Regions from separate parts of the Homo sapiens genome. Here region 2 is linked to region 1. A link is an interaction called in ENCODE POLR2A ChIA-PET data of the cell type or tissue named here. Cell type or tissue: Caco-2. All regions are shown on one strand. Links, peaks and the distances in the headings refer to the core of each region. The heading gives the core; the rest is flanking DNA.

What was found. Peaks named below come from ENCODE experiments on the same cell type or tissue, not always from the same donor. Only the 100,000 strongest peaks of a DNase experiment are listed, where the experiment ranks them.
Region 2: POLR2A ChIA-PET joins it to region 1 with 11 read pairs; 1 of 35 experiments calls an interaction of 5 or more read pairs at or near these places.

The regions. Positions count from the first base shown.
Region 1 is chr22:30,319,861-30,330,380 of GRCh38, forward strand. TBC1D10A (TBC1 domain family member 10A) reads right to left here and starts at 7,081. Exons shown (of 9, transcript NM_031937.3): 1 at 6,813-7,081. The coding sequence starts at 7,021. RefSeq lists an enhancer at 5,488-6,437 and silencers at 6,654-6,703, 7,004-7,333. In Caco-2, for the core only: no CTCF peak of the experiment used is centred there; DNase peaks (open chromatin) are centred at 6,566, 7,281 and 8,081; H3K4me3 peaks cover 1,794 bases.
Region 2 is chr22:31,052,065-31,061,324 of GRCh38, forward strand. It overlaps the pseudogene RN7SL633P. Among named protein-coding and RNA genes, the nearest start is that of SMTN, 25 kb to the right of the region's middle. In Caco-2, for the core only: no CTCF peak of the experiment used is centred there; a DNase peak (open chromatin) is centred at 3,717.

The sequences.
Region 1 (10,520 bases), core at 2,521-10,520:
GCTAGGACAACGGATGGATGATGGCAGGGCTCTGCTCTAGTCGGCAATGCATCCTGAGCCTGTAGGCTCAATTACCTCGACTGAGGAAGAGAAAGGGGAAGAGAATGGTCAGTGCTATGTAGCTAGAGGAGCACTGGGTGACAGTCGGAGGACCTGGGATCCCTCTCCGGTCTGGCTCCACAGTTCACTAACAGCAAGAGTTCTCCAACCTTCAGATTCCTCACCGGTACAAGCAACATAATCCCTGCCTCATCTACAAAGTAACACTTCTTCCAAAAGGCACAGACTAGATATCAAAGTCAAATGGCCATTATGCAGCATGTTGGGGTCAAGACCAATGCAATCCGGACTCTGGCCTATGGGAGGACTAAATCAGGCCTGATCTGGCCATGCTTCCAGGACCTCTCCAAGGATTTTCCTCCCTGTGCCTTTCTCCTGCTTGATGGCCATGACCTTTCCCTGTACTGAGACCTGCTCTGCCCTCCATACTGGAAGGGGGAGGTAGCCAGATTCCTGCTAACTCCTGCCCTGGGTGTGGGGACCTCAGGGACCTTAGGGACTTAGGGACAGTAAGCACCTGGCACCCTGCCTGCTGCCACCTTAGCAAGGTGTAGTCACTACTGGATGCAGTGTCAAGAAACAGGTTCTAGTCCCAGTTCTGCCATTTACCAGCTGGCAAACCTTGGGCACTTTTTCCTCGGTCTTCAGTACGCTCATCCACAGAATGGGGATAATCACCCCTCTCAGGGGAAGTAAGGATTCACCATGGGTTAGGGTTCATTCCTGCCGACAGGGGCTGGGCCTCACTGACACTCATCATTATAGCCAAAGATGGGAAGTAGAAAATGAAAAGATAGAACCACGAGCTGCTCCAGTCTTTAAGAGGGAGAAGAACATTCACTGAGCACCTACCCTGTATTATTAGTTCATTTAAACCTCAGAATGATCCTGCAAAGTCAGTGTTATCATAACCATTCTGCAGGTGAGAAACTGAGGCTCAGAGAAGTGAAGCAACATGTCCAAGATCACACAGCCAGCCAGATTCTGGCGCTTGTGTGAGGAGGGAGCACACAGTACCTTCTCTTGCCCACCTCGATATAAACAGATTGGGTGGCTGGGCCACAGCCAGGCCTCACTGCCCCTTGGGAGGTCCTGTTTCAGGCCCAGATGCTGGTAGGACAAAACATCAAGTAGGTGCTACCATCTTATCTCTTTCCCACAGCTTAGAGTTTCCCAGCAGGCGGACACTCAGGCACCTTCCCAGGGTAGCAGCTGGTGTGCCGGCTCCCTCCTTTACCAAGTCAGGTCTTGTCTGAGGACCTAACACTCACAGGGCCACCAAACCGGATATTCCTTCGAGGCTAAGAAGGGAAAAATGAGAGAAAATGGGAGGGCCTGCAGTCTAGAGTCACAGCCCAGGGCCCCATATGTACAAATGCCTCCTTCCAGATGGGCCACCCAGGGACCACCCCAATGCCAGCTCCATGCTCTCCTGGGATCTGTAACAGCTCAAGAAAAGTAGATGCTCTGAGTTTACTAACTAGAGAATAAGGCAAGGAGTCAGAATCTGGCCTGCCAGGAGGGCCCTGACCCCACTCCAATAAAAACTGGCACACAATAAACTATAGGGATGCCAATTAAGCCAGTTCTATGATTTCCAAAGTTGGCTAGTAATGAAAGGCCCAGGGAATGAGAACTAAAGAAGGCAATACTGCTATTCCAGATGTTTCTCCCTGGGCCCAGCTCAGATCCCTTGCTCCCATAACAGGAAGCCAACACCCATGGGATCCCAAAGAGCATAGCTCCTCACCTCATTTGGCCTGCAGACTGGGCGGACTGAGGCTGGATGGGAAGCTCTCAGCCTCAGGAGGCCAGACCTGACAATCACATAGGAAAAGGAGAAGAAGGTCAGGGACCACCTCTCTCAGGTCACCTCCCTCGGGCCAGGAGACCTGGTATAAAACTTGTATCCTTCTTTCCCTTCCCAACCACTTCCTCTATGCTACAGAAGGGACACCAAACAAGTCTGTTCTTCCTGCTCCAAAGTGACAGGAGGGGTATCATCACTCCTCCCACCCTTCCCTGCTGAAAACATCTTTTTCCTCAACTGGTCCTGGGCCTTTTTTTTTTTTTTTTTCTTTGAGACACGGTCTGTCTCACCCAGACTGGAGTACAGTGGCATGACCTCAACTCATTACAACCTCCGCCTCCCAAGCTCAAGCGATTCTCCTGTCTCAGCCTCCTGAGCAGCTGGGATTATGGGCGTGAGCCACTACCGCCTGGCTAATTTTTGTATTTTTAGTAGAGACGGGGTTTCACCATGTTGGCCAGGCTGGTCTCAAACTCCTGACCTCAAATGATCTGCCCACCTCGGCCTCCTAAAGTGCTGGGATTACGGCGGTGAACCACTGCACCCGGCCCTTCCTGGGCTTCAATGCCCCACTCGGTCTCCAGCCAAGCCAGAAGAACTAATGCTGTCGGCACTCTGATCTATGCCTATGCCACCCACAGGATCATTTACTGGCAAGCTGCTTTCTTGTCTGTGGCTACTACTCAAAAACAGACAGGGACCATCTCAGTCTCACTAAAGGTTCCCTGCGGAGTAGGCTCAAAAGACAGACAAGGTGAAGAAATGGAAAGGCCTAGGACTGGGAATCAGGAATTCCAGGTTTCTCACAGGCCTCCAGTTTATCCATCTGTATGCTGATGGCCATCTCTAAGGTCACTTTCAGCTTTTTTTTTTTTTTTTTTTTTTTTTTTTTTAGGCAAGGTCTCCCAGGCTGGAGTGTAGTGGCGTGATTTCAGCTCACGGTAACCTCCACCTCCCTGGGCTCAAGCAGTCTTCCTACCTCAGCCTCCCAAGTGGCTAGGACTATAGGTGCATGACACCACACCCAACTAATTTTTGTATTTTTTGTAGAGATGGGGTTTCACCATGTTGGCCAGGCTGGTCTTGAACTCCTGGGCTCAAGCGATCGCCTGCCTCAGCCTCCCAAAGTGCTGGAATTACAGGCGTGAGGCACAGCACCTAGTCTTTTTTTTTTTTTTTTGAGACAGGGTCATGTTCTGTCTCAAGAAAGAGCTGGGTGGAGCACAGTGGCACCATCTTGGCTTACTGCAACCTCCACCTCCTGGGCTCAAGAGATCCTCCCACCTCTCAGCCTCCCAAGTAGCTGGGATTACAGGTGCCCACCACAATGCCCAGCTAATTTTTTGTATTTTCTTGTAGAGATGGAGTTTCACCATGTTGCCCAGGCTGGTCTCGAATTCCTGAACTCAAGGAATCCACCTGCCTCAGCCTCCCAAAGTGCTGGGATTATAGGCGTGAGCCACCATGCCCTGCCACTTTCAGCTTCCTGACTTGAAATGTCTCCCCGCAAATAAGTATTAATTACTCCACCGCAGGCCTGAGGAGAAAAAGGTGAATGAGCCTCTTCCCAGTCCTGAAGCTAATCAGTCTAATGAACTGGTAATGACAACATATTCTTATCCTTCTGGGCCACTTCTATTAGCCTCATATACTGCTGAGAGAGTCGAAAGTGCTGAGCTAAGTCAGGGAAGGTAAGAGCAGGCAGGTGACTGCTAAGACACTTCTGTTCTACCTGTCTGACACCTGATATCCTGCAGGGACGAAAGGCCATATTTATGGATGGTGAAGGCAGTGGAAACTGTACTGACCTGGGAGTCAGAAACCCTAAGTCCAAGTCCTAGTTCTGCCACTAATATGCTGTGATCTTAAGAAAGTTACTCTTCTCTCTGGGCCTCAGTTTCCTCATCTATGTAAGTAAGGGCTGAGCTGGTCAATCTATTAAGATCCCTTACAGGCCAGGCATGGTGGCTCATGCCTGTAAACCCAGCACTTCGGGAGGCTGAGGCAGGTGGATCGCCTGAGGTCAGGAGTTCAAGACCAGCCTGGCCAACATGGTGAAACTCCATCTCTACTAAAAATATGAAAAATTAGCCAGGTGTGGTGATGGGTGCAATCTCTGCCTCCCAGCTACTCAGGAGGCTGAGACAGGAGAATCACTTGAACCCGGGAGGCAGATGTTGCAGTGAGTTGAGACTGCGCCACTGCACTCCAGCCTGGGTGACAGAGCGAGACTCCGTCTCAAAAAAAAAAGATCCCTTACAGTGCAGTCTATGGTTTTTTTAATCTACTCATGCCATGTAGCTAATAGTCACCTCAGTAAGGTAGCCTGTGACCTGCTTTCTTACCCCCAGGCCTGGCAACTTCCACATCCAAAATGTCTTAAGACAACCTTTGGCCCAGGGTAGCTGAAATGGACCTTTAATCTGGAGTCAGAGTCCCCACCATCTCCACAGTACCCATGAGGGCTAACGTTTCACTTCTCTAGCATAGAACATGGACTCCTAGCCTTCAACCACGAGACTGGGTTCAGGGCGGTCACCCTGAAGCTTTCCATAACTTCCCCTCTATGGCCTTGGGCAGGGACTTACTCTTGGCTTTTTTGAAACCACAATATAAATTAAGTAGGGAACATCGAAGCTTTCAGATACCAGAGATTTTAGGTTGACTGACAGGCTCCAGAAAGTGAGGGAAGGAGAGAGGACTGGAGCTGGGATCCCACCTCAGCCCCAGCCCTACAGACAGCAGCCATGTAGAGGGTGTCTGCAGAGCCACATCCCGGGTTTGTGGTTGTGGGGTAAGAAAGACAGATGTCTGGCTGCCTGGTTGGGGACTACAGCCAAAGGGAGGTGCTTCCACTGGGGCCTCACTCTGCCCACAAATACCAGAGATATGCCCTCATTTTTCTCTTCATTTCTCAGACCCTTAGAAGGAAAGAAAGAAAACTAACATTTTCTGGGCCGCTACTTGTGACAAGCGCTGTGCCAGGCACCTTCACGTATCATATACTCATTTAACCCCCAGAGTAATGTTGGGAAGTGGGTGTTACTGTCGCCCTTTACAGTGAGTAAACAGGCTCAGAGATTCAGGATCTTGCCCAAGGTCACAAAGCTAGCAAGTGTAATTCCTAAGTTTGGCCTTTTCCTAATATATCACATTGCTCTGCACCCCAAGATCTGGTTGATTGCCTGATAAGCATGTAGTAGGAACTCTCATGCCCTAGCATTCTCCCACAAATCTGAGCTCTTCCTTCCAAGGTCCCATAAATGCAACTGGGAACTCCTTTCCTAGATCTCAAGACCACACACCTCCCTGGGTCCTAATCCCAGGTGACTGCTCCTCAATTCAAAACACTCCAGGTCCCCACTAAGTTCTCACAAGTGAATCCCTGGGGAACTGTGACAAAGCATCAGTCAGGGTGAGGGTTCAGAATGAGGGGTGCTCTCTCTGAGTCCTGGACTAAACCTAGCCTGCTGTGAGCCAGTAGGGAGATACTGGAGGAGACAGATCCAGTGGGTGAGAGGGAACTCCCCTTAGGGGAGGGGCCTGGATTTCTCCAAGGAAGAAGGAGGCCTGGTGAATAAGAGGCTTTAGGGCTGGGGAAAATCCCGGAAGTGACAGGGGTTCTTAGACAGTTAAAGCGCTTCCATAAGTCATGAGAGAGTCTGGGGTGACCTTGGACAATCTCAATTGGTCAGAGAAAGGGAGAAAGGATATTCTCTGGAGTAGGGTCATGGCAGGGCCCCAGGAGCTCCTACTGGTGATTGGGATGGAAAGCACACATCAGGAGGGAGTCTTGTCAGTTCTGTGCACAACACTGGTCTCACGTGACAGGACAGCTGGGATGGGAGTGGGGTATGGAGTCCATCTTTCCTAAGGGGACCGCCAGCCTGTACACATGATCTCTGAGGCCTGGGCTCGGGGGATTCTGTGGGGCAACATGGGGCCCAGCTTGGAGGCAAGGTGCTGTTCCACTGCCCCACATTTCTCTGTCTGCTAGCTGGGTGTCTGGGTGCTCTCGGGATAGGACATCGGGGGGTGCTAATATGAGCAGGGACCCTGCTGTCTCCCTGCCTGCCCCCGTCCCACGCCCAAGATCTGCCCTTGGGAGGAGGCGCATACATACACAGGACATACACAGAGCCCATCTACTGGCTCCTGTGGCTGCTGGAGCTGATGGTCTGTCCTAGTGGTGGGGCTCCCTGTCGCCCTGTACGTGCTGGGAAGGGGGAGTACCTGCCCACCTGTTGCCAGTGCCAGTGGAGGAAGCTGTGTATGAGCGGATAGGGGGCCCTTCTCCGACCCTTCCATGAGGAGAAGGGACTGTCTGTCCCAGGATGGAGCTGAGGGGAGGGAGGTGACCAATGTCTGTCCATCCAGAGGTCTGTATGCCTCGAGGAAAGGGTCAGTCTGTCCTGGGAAGGGGTGGGGGCGGGGCAGTCAGTCCTGAAGTCGGTCTGAGGTCTCCTGGTGTGGGGGCAGTGAGGCGGGGAGACAAGGGCGTCTGTGGGTTTGTGGGAGGGGGAAAGATGGAGAATGAGTGTCTATGGAGGGGGGCGCCAGCCATCTGGGAGCCTGTCGGGGTGGCAGAAACAATCATCCCTAAGGTCTTGGCGGCAGGGGTGGGTTTGGGGCAGTCTGTCATTCTGTTCCACGGCTGGAAGGAGGGCACAGTCGGTCCTTCCTGGGAGCGGGTCAGTCTGTCCGGAGGGTGGAGGTGGCGGGTGGAGGTGTGGGCCCGTCCGCCCCCTGGGTCGGAAGTAGGACTGCGAAGGGGGCGGGTCTAGGAAGGCAGGGGTGGTGGGGGTGGGGCAGGGGAGGGAACGGGGATTAGTGGTCCCTGCCTGGGAGGGGGACGTGTCGGCAAGTCCCGAGGGCGCCTCCGTCCGTGTCGAGGCCCCTCGCGTGGGTGGCGCGCTCAGTCCCGACCCCCGGCGCTACTCACGCGCCCTCGGCGCCCTGCGAGCCCACGATGAAGCCGAACTTGTCGATGCGGCGCTCGGCGAAGCCGTTGGCCTCCGAGTCAGACCCGAGAGAGCTGAGTTCGTCGGTGGTTGCGGCGTCGGGGCCCTGGGCCAGGCTCTCCCGGGTTCCCGACAGGCTTTCCCCGGCCGCGGGCGCGCGCGGCCCATTCTCTCCGTTGCTCTTCGCCATCCCAGCCGCGCCCGCCGCCTGAGCTCCAGCGGCCACCTCAGCCGCCCTGCTGCCGCCGACGCCCCGCCCACGCGCGGCGCCTATTGGCCGCCGCAAGGCCGGGGGGCGGGGCTCCAGGCCCACCCCGGAGCTCTCCCCCCACGCCCAATGGGCGCCGCGGACCCCGGGCCCCGCCCACCCTCCCCCGGCGGGCGCCAACAAGCCCGAAGTGAGGGGGCGGGGCAGCCGTCACCGCAGCCCTCCCCGCCCTCCTCCGGGCTGCCAATCACAAGAACTCACCTGGACGAGCTCGGGCCTTTCCGGGTTGGCTCCAAGCGGGGCCTGTCACCTACTGCAGAGCGCGAGCCGGAGGCCCAGGGCTTCCTCCATGGATTCCTCATCTGCCTCCTGAGCCCCGCTCCCTGCGAGACCCCAAGGACGTGGTAGGGATTGTTTGCCCCATTCATTTATGAGGAACTCTGAGGAGGCCCAAGTGAGTTCAGGGACGCAGAGCGGCTTAAAGGCCCAGCCTGAGCCAGAAGTCTGGCAGTCCCATTGCACTCACTGCTTCTGGGGCTTTAAATTACCTCGTGAGACCTAATTATTAATAATCACCAGCGTTTACTGAGCCACGCACGCCCGAAGCTCTACCTACTTTCTCCTGTAGTCTTTTCCCCAGCAGTTTTATGGAACATAAACATACCATAAATTCACGTTTAAAGTGTACAATGATTTTTAGCATATTTACAGAGTTGTGCAGCCATCACAACATTCTAATTTTAGAACATTTTCATCACCCCAAAAAGAAACTCCTACCAATTAGCAGTCACTCCGCATCCTGGCTCCCCCAGTCCCTGGCAACCACTAATCTGCTTCCTGTTTCTATAGATGTCCCTTTTCTGGATATTTCATATAAATGGAATTATACAATATATGGCCTTTTATGTCTGGATTCTTTCTCTTGAACATTTTCAAGTTTCATCCACATTGTAGCATGTATCAGTGCTTCTGGATTCACATCTGCCCCAGGTATGTCTGACTCCACCCCTCCCTTTCCTGGGATAGGCCCACACCGCCATGAAAGACCTATACTGCCCCTCCTGGGAGCTGGGACTATACCAGATTTTGTTTTTCCATTCATCAGTGATGGTCATTCGCGTGTTTCTAGTTTTTAGCCATTATGAATAATGCTGCTCTGACCATTCAGGTACAAGCTTTTGTGTGGGGGCCTTATGTTTACATTTCTCTTGGATAGATAAGGAAGAGTGGAATTGCTGGGTCATATGGCAACTGTTTAACCTTTCGAGGAACTGGCAAACTGTTTTCCAAATTGGTTGCAACATGTCTTGTAATCTCTTAGCAATGAGGTATACACCATTATTAGTCCCATTTTACAGTTAAGGAGACTGAGGTAAAGTCAGTTGCCTAAGGTCCCAGAATTAGCTGTGAATATAGCCAGGATTCGAACTTAGCTCTTACCAACTGCCTATATTTGGAGGGATGGGCCGATTTTATCTATATGGGCTTAGCCCCAAGCAGCTGATTTCTGACCCTAGAGATTGTCAACTCTTGGATCTATAATATAATGATAGCTCCTCGCTTATGTCTAGTACTTTATGGTTTACAAGTCACAGTATATTGTCATCTGACACTCCCTGCAGACCTGTGGGAGAGACAGGCCTAGAGAGGGGAAGGGACTGGAAGACTCAGACCTGGCTGCAGGGCCTGGGACAGACTATTCAGGGCCCCAAGGCAAGCCCCAAGAGGGGGTCTTGAGCCTTGAGTGATTTCACCTTGATGCCATGTGGCCTGGACATTCTTGATGGCGTCATTGTACAATCCTCACATTCCATGAGCTTCTGGCTTTCCATAAACAAGGCAAGAACAGACATGGGAGTGGGCACAGGCTATTTTGGTCTTAAACCCTCAGTCTAGGAGGATGTTCCTTCTCTTCAGTGACTCCAGACAGTGGTGGGCTCCTGGTCCCAGCTCCCAGGAGGGGCGGTATGGGTCTTTCATGGTGGTATGGGCCTATCCCAGGAAAGGGAGGGGGAGGAGCCAGACATACCTGGGGCAGATGTGAAGCCTCAAGTACAGCAAAGAAAAGTATCCACGACCCTTTGACTTCATGATTCTATCCCTAGGGTTATATCCCAAACATGTTCTTACTCAGCTCTGTGAGGGCACAAATATAGAGACGTTCACCCCAGGGATATTTGGGGAGGGGGTAGATTAGAGACCCTGAGTGTTCATCTTTAGGAGACTGTATAGATGTTACTCCAGTGATGCTTCAGCTTCTAATTTTCTTTAATCAAACCACCAGGATTTGAATTTATGCTCTGTGACCTTGAGCAAATTACTTCTCTCTGAGCCCATTTCCTCATCTATAAATTGGAAATTCTGAAAAAATTCTTCCTTGGAAGAATTGTGCTGAGACTTTAGTGTGACAGTATGCGCTAAACACCTGGCACATGGAGAAGCCCAGTAAATAATGGCCAGGAGCTGGGCGCGGTGGCTCATGCCTGTAATCCCAGCACTTTGAGAGGCTGAGGTGGGTGGATCACTTGAGATCAGGAGTTCGAGACCAGCCTGGCCAACGTGGTGAAACCCCGTCTCTATTAAAAATTCAAAAATTAGCTGGGCGTGGTGGCAGGCGCCTGTAATCACAGCTACTCAGGAGGCTGAGGCAGGAGAATCGCTGGAACCTGGGAGGCAGAGGTTGCAGTGAGCAGAGATCACACCACTCCAGCCTGGGTGACAGACAAGACTCCATCTCAAAATAAATAAATAAATAAATAAATAAATAATGGCCAGGAGTGGTGGCATTTGAAGCTTGCAAAAGGAATTGCAAATTCATTATTGTCTTGAGTGTTCCCCATCACAGCCTGTGGCTGCAGCGGGGGAGTTTGCCCAATTTAACCTATGGCACGTGGCTTGGGAGACTTCACTTCGTGGCTGTGCCCCTCAACAACTGGGTGTCCTTGTGTGAAATTGCTAACTTTTGTATTTTTTTGTAGAGATTAGGTCTTACTATGTGGCCTAGGATGGTCTTGAACTCCTGGGCTCAAGTGATCTTCCCGCCTTGGCCTCCCAAATTGTTGGGATTACAGGCGTGAGCCTCCATGCCTGGCCAAACTCCAGAGTTCTTTATTTAATACACCTATAATGAGCCAGACATTAGTGCAGGGGTGTCCAACCTTTCGGCTTCCCTGGGCCACACCGGAAGAAGAATTGTCTTAGGCCATACATAAAATACACTAACGATATAGCTGATGAGTTAAAAAACATTGCAAAAAAAAATCTCATAATGTTTTAAGGAAGTTTACAAATTTGGGGCCGGGCGCGGCTCATGCCTATAATCCCAGCACTTTGGGAGGCCGAGGAGGGCGGATCATGAGGTCAGGAGATCGAGACCATCCTGGCTAACACGGTGAAACCCCGTCTCTACTAAAAATACAAAAAATTAGCCGGGCGTGGTGGCAGGAGCCTGTAGTCCCAGCTACTCGGGAGGCTGAGGCAG
Region 2 (9,260 bases), core at 1-8,000, 730 kb after region 1:
AGATCACCTGAGGTTGGGAGTTCGAAACCAGCCTGGCCAACATGGCGAAACCCCATTTCTACTAAAAATACAAAAATTAGCCAGGCCTAATGGTGTATGTCTGTAATTCCAGCTACTTGGGAGGCTGAGGCACAAGAATCACCTAAACCCGGGAGGTGGAGGTTGCAGTGAGCCGAGACTGTGCTACTGCACTGCAAACTGGGTAACAGAGCGAGACTCTGTCTCAAAAAAAAAAAAAAAAAAAAAATTAGCCAGGCATGGAGGTGCATGCCTATAGTCCCAGCTACGCAGGAGGCTGACAGGAGGATCACTTGAGCCCCAGAGTTCCAGGCTGCAGTGAACCATGATCATGCTACTGCACTCCAGGCTGGGCAACAGACCAAGACCCTGTCTCTTTAAAAAAAAAAAAAAAAAAAAAAAAAAAAAGAAGCTGTGCACGGTGGCTCACGCCTGTAATCCCAACACTTTGGGAGGCTGAGGCAGGCAGATCACAAGGTCAGGAGTTCGAGACCAGCCTGACCAACATGGTGAAACCCCATCTCTACTAAAAATACAAAAATTAGCTGGGCATGGTTGAGCGTGCCGGTAATCCCAGCTACTTGGGAGGCTGAGGCAGGAGAATCGCCTGAACCCGGGAGGCAGAGGTTGCAGTGAGCCAAGATTGTGTCACTGCACTCCAGCCTAGGCAACAGAGTGAGACTCCATCTCAAAAAAAAAACAAAAGAAAAAGAAAAAGAAAGAAAGAGAAAGAAAGAAAGAGAGGAAGAAAGAAAGGGAAGGAAGGAAGGAAGGGAGGGAGGGAAAGAAAGAGAAAGAAAGAGGAAAGAAAGAAGAAAGAAAGAGAAGGAGAGGAAGAAAGAAAAAAAGAGAAAGAAAAAAGAAAGAAAAAGAAGAAAGAAAATGAAAAATATGATTAATACAGGCATATCTCTGGTTTATGCTGTTGTCAGAATGTTGGCCCACACTGCAGTCATTCAAAGGCTTGACTGGGTCTGGAGCCACTTTTAAGGTTGCTCACTCACATGCCTGGCAAGCTGGGGCTAGCTGTTGATGGGAGGACTTAGGTTCTCCCCATGCAGGCCTCTCCATAGGGCTACTGGGTGTCCTCACAACATGGCAGCAGGCTTCCGCTAGAATGAGTAATTTAAGAGAGCAAGGCAGAAGCAACAATGGTTTTTATGAGCTGCCCTCAGAAATCACTCTTTGAAATGAATCACTAAGTCCAGCCTACTTTCAAGGGGAAGGGATGAGTCTCCACCTTCTGAAAGGAGAGATGTCAAGGAACTTGCAGGCATATCTTAAAACCATCAGATCTGCTGGGCCCAGTGGCTCATGCCTGTAATCCTAGCACTTTGAGAGGCCAAGGCAGGGGGATTACTTGAGGCTAGGAATTTGAGACCAGCCTGGGCAACATAGTGAGATCCCATCTCTACAAATTTTTTAAAAAATTAGCCAGGTGTGGTGACATGCACCTGTTGTCTCAGCTACTGGGGAGGCTGAGATGGGAGGATCTCAGCCACAAGTTCAAGGCTGCCATGAGCTATGATCACGTCACTGCACTCCAGCCTGGGCAACAGAGTGAGACCCTGTCTCTAAAAAAAATAATAATAATAATAACCATCAGATCATTTCTCACTACAAGGGAGTCAGGGAAAACAACAGAGAACAGGATTGTCATGACTAGCCTAGACCAATCACAGTTCGCCAACTGGGACACACTGCCACCACAGACAGAAATCAGGGCTCAGTTATCAAGGAAGTAGAAGGAAGGTTAATGGGGAGGCAGTCAAGAGTATCTGCCACAGCCAGGATGATGCAGGAGGAAGAAAATAGGGTTGCTCGATAAATGTATATCCTGATATTCCGTGGGACATAAACTAAAACGTTGTTTATCTGAACTCAAATTCAACTGGGTGTCCTACATTTATATTGGCTCAATTTAGTATCCCTAAGTGAGAAACAAGCTTCAGTGGCCATCGCAGGAAGTCAGCAAGGACTGGGACTTCTTTGGAAAGAGAAACAAAAGAAGACCTGGGGTGATCTGCGGGGGAGAGGCAAGTCGTTGGGACAGAAAAAGAGGAGGTGGCCAGGCACAGTTGCTCAGGCCTGTAATCCCAACACTTTGGGAGGCCGAGATGGGCAGATCACTTGAGTCCAGGAGTTCGAGACCAGCCTGGGCAATGTGGCAAAACCCTGTCTGAACTAAAACCACAAAAACTAGCTGAGTGTGATGGCACATGCCTATAGTCCCAGCTACTCTGGAGGCTGAGGTGGGAGCATCACCTGAGCCTGGGAGGTCAAGGCTGCAGTGGGCTGTGATCACAGCACTGCACTCCAGCCTGAGCAACAGAGCAATACCCTGTCTCAAAAAAAGAAAGACAGGAGATTGGGGAGGCTGAGGTCTCTTGTTTTATTATTCACTGCTGCCACCCCAACACCACATGTGGAAGCCACCACCACCACCACCACAAAAAAAGGTATCCACAGTTTTTTTCTTTTGAGACTGTCTTGCTCTGTCACCCAGGCTGGAGTGCAGTGGCGCCATCTCGGCTCACGGCAACCTCTACCTCCAGAGTTCAAGCAATTCCCCTGCCTCAGCCTCCTGAGTAGCTGGGATTACAGGGGCCCGCCACCACATCCAGCTAATTTTTGTATTTTTAATAGAGATGGGGTTTCACCATGTTGGCCAGGCTGCCAGGCTGGTCTCAAACTCCTGACCTCAAGTGATCCGCCTGCCTCAGCCTCCCAAAGAGCTGGGATTACTCGTGTGAGCCACTGTGCTTGGCCCCACCGCCCCACATTTTTTTTTTTTTTTTTTTTTGGAGATGGGATCTCACTCTGTCTCCCAGGCTGGAGTGCAATAACCAATCACAGCTCACTGCAGCGTCAACCTCGCAAACTCAGGTGATCTTCCTACCTCAGCCTCCTGAGTAGCCGGGACCATGGGCACGCACTACCATGCCCAGCTAATGTTTACAAAATTTTTGTAGAGACGGGGTCTCCCTATGTTGCCCAAGCTGGTATGTTCACTCTTCATCTCAAAACATAGCCAGGAAGCTCTAGCCAGGAGCACTTCTCTTTCCAACACCCTGAAAAACAGCTCATAAAGCTGAAATGGGGGCTGAGGGGCGTGCCACAAGATACATCCCAGGGGTATGGGAACTGGGAGCCTCACTGCGTGACCTCAGGCAAGGCCCTCCCCTCTCTGGGCCTCCTTTTCCTTGGCTGTATAATGAGGGATTGATCTAAATTGTCTCCCAGGGCCCTTTTACTTGGACCATGTGTCTCCCTCCCAAAAGGAAAAACTAGAGGGAACCAAAAGATGTGGGTGGTTTCCCTTGTTCCATCTCCAAGCCCCAAATTTGGATGAAAATGTCCAGTGTGACATAGATTTAATATAAACACTCGTGCATTAACACTCACAAATACCCCAAAAGGAGTCCCAGATGGGCTATTTTTATCCCTTAAAACACACACACACAGAAACACACAACACTCCAATCCCCATCACCCGCACTTGGTCAGTATCTCCAGTTGGTTTTTACGAGAAGAGAGAGTTCCAGTTAAAGGGAGCTAATTAAACAGCTTTGACTTGGGGCGGGAAAGAGGCTGTCGAAAGCCTCCTCGCTGGGCATGATGTCACCACAATTGTGCGTTTCTCATGACCCAAGAATGTGAATGTGTTTGCACTGCACGTCGGAGCCAGAGCCGGTGATGCAAGCACAGCCTGGTAAACAGGCCCCAGACAGGCAGGCCCTGTGAGGAGCCGTGGTGCAGAGGCCTGGCAGGGGCCCAGCTAGTGTTTAACTCCTTCCTGGCAGAACTGGCTGCTGGGCCGCTAAGGTTTGGTCAAGGAGCCTTCTCCACCCGTCCCTGCTTCTCTCTGAGGCACAGTCCCTGTTAGTGGCAAGCCGTCAATCTGGAGCCACAGTAGACCTGCATTCCCACCCACCTGCAGGTTTTGCTCGCTCAGGAGCCTTGGGTAGGTGACTCTCTGGTCCCGAGTCTCAGTTTTCTTATCTGTACAATGGGAAGAGGAATCAGGCCCTCAATCTCATACCTACAGCTCCAAGTTCAGAAAATTCAGACAGCCAGAGGCTTTTCTGCACACTTAGTGAAAACTCATTCAGGAGCAATATCTGACCTGGATTGACTGAGGGTGTGCAATCTGTTCATTTCACTTAGAGTCAATACTCACACTTCTAGCTACAGAAATATTCGTATGTTTCATTGGAGATGGATGGATCCAGACCCCACTGGATTACCTTTTAAAATCTAAAAAAATCCTGAATTCTGAGGCTGGGAGCAGTGGCTCATGCCTGTAATCCCAGCACTTTGGGAGGCCGAGGCGGGAGGATCACTTGAGCCCAGGAGTTTGAGGTTGCAGTGAGCCATGACTGTGCCACTGCACTCCAGCCTGAATAACAGACCGAGACCCTGGCTGAAAAAAACAAAAATGAATTCTGAAACCTATCCAGCCACAAGTGTGTTGATCAGGTCTTATGGGCCTGAGGCACCTGCCTCTAGCCTGTTGGGAAACTTACTGAGCGACTGCCTTCTGCTAGAATGTCAGCCCCCAAGGACAGGGCTTAACTCTGTCCCCGATGTGTCTGCAGCAGCCAGTGCAGTACCTGGCATGTAGCAAGCACCCAAACAATAGTTCTTGAATCTTTAGCTGAAGTTATTCATCCCCCATACATGCCATGGTGGTGAATATGGGAAACTGAGGCCCAAGCCTCTGAGCTGGTCTGCCCTAGATCTTTTCCCACAGATGATGTTCTGACTTTCCCCCCAAAAAGGTAGCTGTTCACCTTTCTCTGCCAGCAGCTCACAAACAGCTTGATGACCCCCCTCCAACATTCCAGGGCAGCTGGCTGGTTTTGCGGGCACCAAAGAGTTTTCTTTGGCTAAAGGTTCAGCCGATTAAAAAAGGGGGCCCCCATGCATTAAAGCTGGGGGTGGGGAACGGGCAGTCACAGAGTAGAGTAGGGGCTGAAGGTGTCATTAAAGCTCGGGTCGGGGGAGTGGAAATGGAATCTGCTAGCTGGCCTGAGACTAAAAGCCAGATCCCTGGATCCTTCCAGAGGACTATGAATGTGCTAGTCAGGCTCTGCCTTAATCCTAAAGCTGGAGAATTATCCAGACCCATGAAGAGCTGCCAGGAAGAAAAAATTCCTCCCCAGTGTGGTCTGCCCTACCCCCACCTTCCATGGTGCCCTGAGAAACTCCCTTTTCCTCTCTTGGCTTCAACATAATGGAGTTGGAGAATCCAAGACAGTGGATCAGAGCTCCTGAGATCATGGACTTAGACTCAGGTTCAGGCCCAGACTCTTCCTCTTGCTGGGCAAGGAGCTAGGGCAAGTCAATTTCAAGCCTTAGTTATCACATCTGTAAAATGGCACTAAGTTAGAGGGATATTGTCCAGATGACTGTGTCTGGTACATAGTAGCAATAAAAAAGACATTAGCTGGCCAGGCATGGTGGCTCACGCCTGTAATCCTAACAATTTGGGAGGCCAAGGAGGGCGGATCACTTGAGGCCAGGAGTTGGAGACCAGCCTGGCCAACACAGTGAAACCCTGTCTCTACTAAAAATACAAAAATTAGCTGGGCATAGTGGCTTGTGCCTGTAATCCCAGCTACATGGGAGGCTGAGGCAGGAGAATTGCTTGAACCTGGGAAGTGGAGGTTGAAGTGAGCCGAGATCAGGCCATTGCACTCCAGCCTGGGTGACAGAGCGAGATTCTGTCTCAAAAAAAGAGAAACATTAGCTAATATTACCCTCAGCATGGATACTCCTACCAGTCTGATGTTCTGTTTTAGGTACTTCGTACCATCATAACCTCATTGTTGGAGCACTCACTATGTTCCAGGTACTACGCTAAGTGCTTCACAAGCATTCTTTCATTTCATCCTCCCAACATCTCTCAAATAGGTACTAGCACTGTCCTCACTATTCAGGGGAGAAGTCTGCGGTTCAGAGGGGTGAAGTGATTCCTCTAAGACTGCATAACTTGTAAGTGGCAGAGCTAGGACCTGTCAGACTCTAAGCGCTTCATACCACACCTACAGGAAATATCTAGCAGCCAGTTCCATGCTCAGTTTCTTGAAGCATGAGATTCCAGGCCCCTAATATGGCATGTGACTGTGGGCAGTACAGAGGCCTCAATTCTCCCATCTGAACCATGGGGAAGGTCCCCCCGCCCTGAATCCCCTACAGGGCTGAGAGGAGGGCTCTGGAAACCTTGAAAAGGACTTTGTAGACTCTGAGCTGGGCACCCTCAAAGGCTTGGTTAGGAGGGAGACAAGAGAAAGAATTAATCCACTTCCCACCAAGGAAGCCAAGAGCTGAAGGAGAAATGGTCCGTGTCCTCCTCCAGGGCCTGCCCCTCAGCATGGTTCCTCCCTTTGTTAGGAGGGTTAAGAACTTGGCCAAGTCTCAGCTCCACTCATCTCTGGCTGTATGTTCTTTGTACTTCCCCTCTCTGAGTGTCGGGCTTCTCAACTGTGAAATGGGGGTGATAATGATAACAGCCTTACCAGGACTGTAGTAAGGACAAGCCTTGGCCCATTGGTTCATTGTCTTAGTCTGCTCCTGTTGTTATAACAAAATACCTCAGACTCAGTAATATATAAACAACAGAAATATGTTGCTCATAGTTCTAGAGGCTGAGAAATCCAAGAACAAGGTGTCAGTAGATTGGGTGTCAATGAGGGCCTGTTCCTCATAGATGACGTCTTCTATGTCTTTACATGGTAGAAGGGGTGAACAAACTCCCTCAGGCTTCTTTTATAAGGGCACTAATCCCATTTATAAGGATGGAGCTTCATGAAGTGATCGCCCCCAAAAGTCCCACCTCTTAATACTACCACATTGCAGATTACGTTTCAATATATAAATTGGAGGAGACACATTGAGACACATGGATATTGGTTGAATAATTATCTTTCTTTTTTCTTTTTTTTTTTTTGAGACAGAGTCTTACTCTGTTGCCTAGACTGGAGTGCAATGGCACGATCTTGGCTCACTGCAACCTCTACCTCCTGGATTCAAGTGATTCCTCTGTCTCAGCCTCCCAAGTGGCTGGGATTACAGATGCATGCCACCATGCCTGGCTAATTTTTGCATTACTAGTAGAGGCAGGGTTTCACCATGTTGGCCAGGCTGGTCTCAAACTCCTGACCTCAAGTGATCCGCCCACCTCGGCCTCCCAAAGAGCTGGGATTACAGGCGTGAGCCACCATGCCTGCCCTGAATAATTATCTTTTGACACCTGGTCTGCAATTCTCATGGAGTTTCCGGTCTGGAAGAAGAGTCTGTATGTAATGTGTTTGGCACAGGTAGGTGCCCAATGGGTGGGTAGATGGATGGATGGATGGATGGGTGGATGGATGAGATGAGTGACTTACTGCAGGTCTCACAGTTATAAAGTAACTCTTCCTGATAGCTCACACTGGCCACCAAAGACACATTAAGCACTGATTAGAGAGGTACTCCATGGACCAAATTACTTGAGCAAAGTCTTAGAATTAGGAATTATTGCAGCATGGATAAGAGGCATTCATTTTATGTTCTCTTTTAGTATTTTTCCCAACAAGATCCTGAGAAGGAGGATCTGGATGGAGGTTCTGCCAGAGCCCCCTGGAGCAGAGCCAGGAAGTTGAGTAGGGAGTAGCGCCCCACAGCCCATATGAGCAGGCAGGAGCAGGCCAAGCCTGAGGGTCGGGCCTCAGAGGCCTGGCCTGGCCGTATTTAGTTTTCAAGGCACTGGAAGGCTTCTCACCTCCTCTGCTGTCCAGGCACAGAAGCAAGGCCACCCACAGTTGCTGAGTCAGGGAGGCCCCTAGGGCAGGAACAGAGGCCCCACAGTGGGGTAACTTGAACACAGTGGTTCAGAGCCTGGTCTCTGTCAAGAAGATATGGTGCTGGGAACAGTGGTGTGTCCCTGTGGTTCGCGCTCCTCGGAAGGCTGAGGCAGGAGGATAAGCCTAGGGATTCTTGAGCCCAAGAGTTCTAGGCTGTAGTGTACTATATTGATCGAGTGTCTGTGCTAAGTTCAGCTTCAATATGGTGACCTCCTGTAAGCAGGGGTGTCTAAGGAGGGGTGAACAGGCCCAAGATGAAAATGGAGCAGGTCAAAACTGTGCTGATCAGTGGTGGGATTGTGACTGTGAATAGCCACTGCATTCCACCCTAGACAACATAGTGAGACTCTGTCTCTAAAAGTAAATAAATAGGCTGTGCGCAGTGGGCTCACGCCTGTAATCCCAGCACTTTAGGAGGCCAAGGCAGGCGGATCACTTGAGGTCAGGAGTTCAAGACCAGCCTGGCCGATATGGCGAAACCCTGTCTTTACTAAGAATATAAAAATTAGCTGGTCATGATGTCATGTGCCTGTGGTCCCAGCTACTCAGGAGGCTAAGGCAGGAGAATCACTTGAACCCGGGAGGCAGAGGTTGCAGTGAGCTGAGATCACATCACTGCACTGCAGCCTGGGCAATGAGTGAGACCCTATCTCAAAAAAAAAATTAATTAAATTAAATTTAAAAATGTAAATAAATAAGTAAATAAATAAATAAAAGCTGTGGGTTCAAATCCTGCTCAACAACCAATAGCTGTGTGCCTGGCCTACATATCACCTATCAGAGCCTTTGTTTTCTTTATTTGTAAAAACAACAACAAAAATGGCGGTAAAAACAAGCACCATTACTGAGTTGGTTATGTACAAGCCTCTGCTAAGCACCTTACCTGCATTATCTTATTTAATTGTCATCACAATAAACAAGTATTATTATTGTCCTCCTGAAACAAAATACATGAGAACGGTGTCTCTCATCCATGCTGCCGTAATTTCTAACCCAAGCCGCTGCTCATGCAGTCCCATCTACCTGGAGTGTATCTCTTTTTTTTTTGAGACGGAGTCTTGCTCTGTCTCCAGCTGGAGTGCAGTGGTGCAATCTTTGCTCACTGCAGCCTCTGCCTCCCGGGTTCCAGAGATTCTCCTGCCTCAACCTCCCGAGTAGCTGGGATTACAGGCAAGTGCCACCACACCTGGCTAATTTTTGTATTTTTAATAGAGTCGGGGTTTCGCCATGTTGGCCAGGCTGGTCTCAAACTCCTGTCTTCAGATGAGCCACCTACTTCAGCCTCCCAAAGTGCTAGGATTACAGGCATGAGCCACTGCACCCAGCCTGTAACCAACTCTTATGCAACCTTCAGTGTTCAGTGTAAGGTATCCAAAAAGTTACTTCCTGACTGTG